Linked DNA regions of Mus musculus: region 2 is linked to region 1. The links are chromatin loops, found by intact Hi-C in ENCODE. Cell type or tissue: heart. All regions are shown on one strand.

Region 1 (2,500 bases):
GTCCTTTTCAATAGCACATTATGATCCAAAGAAACACTCTCAGAGGAATACTTTGCCTCAGATCTCAGTAACCATGGACTTTGACCAAACCCCAGACTCATTTTTCAGTGTATCAGCAAAATCCCCCCTAGCTCTTTGGCTCTGTGAAGGCCCAGAGTTTTGTCCATTCTGTTCACCATTTTTTGTTTGTTTGTTTGTTTTTTGTTTTGCTGTGTTTTTGTTTTTGTATTCCTAGAGTAGTGACTGTACATGAGAAAAGTATGTGAGCACTGGGTATATAAATCCCTCAGTGTAAGCCTGGCACCAGTCCACTGTGGCCTCTGACCCAATGGTTATATAGCAAAATTACACTAAATCCTTGAAGTTTCTTTCCCTAGGAATAGCTGAGGAAAAAGCTGTTGACTCACAACAATCCAAAAAAATTGCTCTAAAACCCTTCTAAACTAAATTTCCTCCCTAGCTTAGGAGTGAGTAGAAGATAGTCAGGAATTGCAAAAGACTTCGTCTCCACCCATTCCCCCGTTACTGAGAATTTCTGCTTTTGGTGGTTTTCCATTTTATGGTGGAATAGTTGGCATTTGACTTCCTTGGATCCTCAGCCAAACTCGAGGCAGACTCCCATCTTACCACTCACATTCTTAACCTCACTTGTTTACAGATTGTCCCTTTCTATCAAACCTTCACCCCTGAGAGACAAGAACTAGACCGTGCATATGCATATACATGGCACGTGTCACACAAACTCGGTGCCCAGTGAAATGTAACTGGCAAGACAGGACAGCCAGGGCTACACAGAGAAACCCTGTTTCAGCACGTGAAGGGACAGCTTAAGTTTGCTCCTTAGGACTTACATGGTGGAAAGAGAACTGGCTCCTGCGGTGTCTATAAAGTCCACATGCATATATACATATGCACACAAATGATAAAGGAAGAAAGTCAGACAGACTTAGCTGGTATCCCCAGACAGGTCCTGTGGCTCCCTTTTGCTTCCCACAGCCCTAACAGTAAATACAGGTTTTGGCTGATGATGTCTTTAGCCAGGAGCTAAAAAATTGATCAACAAAAATGTTGTAGGGTAACCAATCCAGCAAAGCAGTATTCCTTTAAAGCCATTAGTAAGCGAGGCCAGACTTTTAGGGTAAAGGTAATTTCTAGGGCCTGAAGAGATGGCTAAGGTACTTGCTGCTCTTACAGAGGTCTTGCTTGGGTTTGTTCAGTTCCTAGTACCCAACAGCCTGTAAGTTAAGTTTCAGGGAATCCAGTGCCCTCTACTGGCCTCCACAGGCATCTCAACCAATGAGTATAACCCTGGATCCACATACAACAGTGTTTTAAATTTCCATCAGGGGGCAGGAGACATGATTCTCTTTCTCGTGTGAAAAAAAAAATCTGTCAAAATGGAGTTTATGTTATACTTCTAGAACTATTTTCACATTTGGAGTTTGGAATGTCAGACATCCGGGTGCACATATGAAATAAGTGGGGGCAGCTGTGTGGAGGTCTAAGCTGGTGCGTGAGTTAACTTTTCTGGTTCCTGCAACAAACTACCCGGCAAAAGCAACTTAAGGAAGGAAGGATTTCTTTTGGCTCACAGTTGGAGGGTGCAGTCCACTGTGGCTGGAAACTTGAGGCTGCTGGACACTGGGTACTCACAGCCAAGAAGCAAAGAAGGTGGGTATTTGTGTTCACCTATTAACCATCACAGCTGGGAACCCTAAAGTGGGGGGTAATTTTCATAGACTAGAGTGAGAATAGAAAAGAGTTATAAGACCTGTATGCTGGAGTTCTCCAAAATTATGGTTGATTATGGTAGATCTAAGTTTGTATTTGAGTTTAGCTACTTCTAAGCTTTGAGGCCTTTTATAACTTCTCTGGCCTCCCTGAGCCTTCAGTGTGTATTGCTGAATCCTGTTAAATGAAGATAGTCTGTGGAGATCGAAGCTCAGTGCTAGAATGTGTATCTAGCTTGAGCAAGTCTGAAAAGCTGACCCCCAACATTGCCTTTAAAAAAAGTAAGAAAACCACCTTAAGGCGCAGGCGCAGGCAAGGGCTCCGTTTTTCCGAGGATAGTAGCAACGCTTGACAACGGGCTCTCACAAAATTAAAAAGCTTCTGCATAGGAAAAAAACAATGAAATGAAGGGACAGCTTGCAGGATGGGAGGAAGTCTTTGCTAGCTATGCTTTTGACAGGATTAACATTTAGAACACACAAAGACGTCAAACGTAGTAAGATAATAAATGAGCTAATAAGATGAACAAATACCTCAGAGGTGAAGCACAAATGATAAACACAAGAAATAGATAGTCAATCTTACTCTAATCAGAAATGCAAATTCAAGTCACATTGAGATTTCCTGTCACCCCAATTGGGATACCAGTTGTTAAGACAATAAATAACAACATGGCTGGGTATTATTGTGGATGGCTCTGGTGCTGCCTCTTTTTTGATGTTATTTCTACTTTCCTGTGAGAGGTTGTCTGGAACGAGGTATGAGTCGT
Region 2 (2,500 bases), 280 kb after region 1:
ACAGGCAAAAAGGAGTGGGGAGGACAGATGTGGAGGGGGTGGTGGTGGCAGTGAAGTAACCAGGAATGGGATAACATGGGATGAGGTGTTGGTGGAGGGGGTAACTGGAAAGTGGGATATCATTTGAGATGTAAACTAATGGAATGATAATAATAAAAAAAAAGGAAAAAAAGAAAAAAGTCAAAAAAAGAAAAAAAAAAAACTTCTATGAACTGCTTCCTATAACCTTTCTGAAATAACAGTCTCCTTCTACTCTACAAAAAATGGTTCGTATTTTAACAATTTATACTAATTTTGAAACTGTCAAAAATTGGGAAATATCTCTAAGATAATGGAAATCTTCAGGGTTGTTTTATAGCTAGAATAAAGATCAAATGCAGCAGTAGTTTATAAAGAGTTAATGTTTGGTGGTTATTAAGCCTTGCAATACAATGTTTACTCTGAAATACATATATCCTTTTCAGTTTTGCTCCTTGCAACTTTGAAGCTATCAACACAGGTCAGGCTTATCTGATGTGCAGTAAGTGGTCATCACTGTAAACAATGCAGTTTCCTCAGTGTACCAGAAACAAAATTATTTACGCCAAATTCTAATCAATTGAATCCAATCAACCTATTCCTTAATGACAGTCTTCCAAACACTTAATTTTAATTTTATCTTAACGAACAGACTTACATTACTTGTCCTATATGAATATTCATAGTAAATAATTCCTTTCAGTTCAAATATTTATGTAAAAATTTTTAATTTCCTATTCAATGAGAAACCATTTCAAATCAACTGGTTTAAAGATAATTTTAGATTTGGAGGCATAATACATTTCTATTATATTGGCTGTGTGTTTCAGTGGTAAACACTTAACTTGCCAAACCCTACAGTCAATCCCTAACACTACTAAATGAAGATATTTTTCACACATAGTAACCAAAATCATATATAGTAGGCAATACAGTTGGGTAGCTTCTTACTGCTTTTGGGTATCATTCTAATTACTCTGATGAGGAAAATTGAGGATTCAGAAAATTAAAGGGCAATTTTAATTTTTAGCGTTAAATCTTTTAAACCATGGTTTAATCAGCAGCCTACAATACTGACCACTAACTGTCCTAGAAACTCACTGCATCTTGATTTTTCCCTCAAGCTCAGGGCCCACGGGGCCGTTAAGTTTCTGTCAGTGGCAGCTTACGGGCTGGCATCTCCAGAGAGTACAGGCCACACAGCGCAAGCGCAGAAGCACATGCTGATCTGTGGGCGGGAAACTCAAGCCGAAGCGCCTCTGGCGTGGTATTGGTGAGGCGGCTTCCTGTAGGAGGCGCGGCCCTCGAAGCCGGCTTCGCTTGAGTGGTTCCTTCTGACGAGAGGAAGGTCCGCGTTGAGGCCTACCTCGCCATACACCCGGCTCTGCTTCCTCATGTAGACGTGGGGAAGATCGGCCGACAAGGCCAGGGAGCAGATGTTGCCGACAAATGGCAGCCGCGGAGGACCCGGGGGGAAGCCCGCCGGTCGCCTCTGCCTCAGCAGCTGGCGGACCACCAGCACGAAGAGCAGCAGCAGGAGAGCGCCCGCGAGCGCCCCAGCGCACGCCCGGGCTCCCGGTAGCTCCAACATCGGCCCCGGGCTGGGCTACGAACCAGTCCGGAGCGAGGAGGCAGGGGCGCACCCACCAGCCCTGCCGCACTCCCATTGGCCCGGCGCCTCGACGGCCCGCCTTATCTCTACGGCCATTGGTTCATTCAGTGTGGGCTCAGGGTCCTTTGGGTTAGCCAGCTCCAGATCTGCTTTGCTCAGAGTCCGTTTGTAAACCTTTGGGTTTGGCTTGGCTCTTGGTGAGGACCGCATAACGGGCACGGAGCCCTAGGGCCCTTTTCCGGAATGTTGTCAGTAGGTTGGTCATGTGAACTTCGCTCTCTGGGCTCGGTGCATCTTAGTTCTCTGGACGTCTGTCCTTAAAGAGTGTCTAACGTTGCCTGGTCTGTTTATTTTCAGTCTACGGATAGGGAAGAGATTAGAACTGCATTCTTTAACCGAGTCTGGTAATAACCAGCACTTCCATTAGCGAGTCCACATATCAAGAGGAAAAGGAAATAACCTTATTGTATTTTGCTTCACTCTGTCTGCAATTTCACTGTTTGTTATGAGCCATTTCTCGGTGGACCCTTTGAGGATTCTGATTAGTTCTAGTCACCTATCTTTTCACCCTTCTTTGTTCTCCCAAGCCCCCATTGGTTTCTTATTTATAATCTCAGAGGCCTCTCTTTTCAGGGATAGCACTGACTATTCAGGTTCTCTGTCTCCTACTGAGGCAGAGGCACTGATTTTATGTCGTTAGTTCAGCCCACATTCCTGTTTTCTATTGGGCAATTACTTGCAACACAGGACCGGCAGGACTTGAGACTCCCAACAACCTGCCCTCTGATTATGATTCAGCACTGGCAAAAGTTCACCAGTTCTCATTACCTTAAGTTTTATTCATGCTACTATTTATTGAATGCCTGCACA

Evidence for each region. Peaks named below come from ENCODE experiments on the same cell type or tissue, not always from the same donor. Only the 100,000 strongest peaks of a DNase experiment are listed, where the experiment ranks them.
Region 2: a loop joins it to region 1, with 2.8 times the contacts of the local background. A loop is called at or near these places in 5 of 42 quality-filtered maps.

The regions. Positions count from the first base shown.
Region 1 is chr7:114,280,586-114,283,085 of GRCm38, forward strand. No RefSeq gene overlaps it. Among named protein-coding and RNA genes, the nearest start is that of Psma1, 5.7 kb to the left of the region's middle. In heart, a CTCF peak has its summit at 1,292 (motif pointing left); no DNase peak of the experiment used is centred here.
Region 2 is chr7:114,561,349-114,563,848 of GRCm38, forward strand. Cyp2r1 (cytochrome P450, family 2, subfamily r, polypeptide 1) reads right to left here and starts at 1,624. Exons shown (of 5, transcript NM_177382.4): 1 at 1,385-1,624. The coding sequence starts at 1,609. In heart, a CTCF peak has its summit at 1,287; DNase peaks (open chromatin) are centred at 1,333 and 1,703; H3K4me3 peaks cover 1,225 bases; H3K27ac peaks cover 1,089 bases.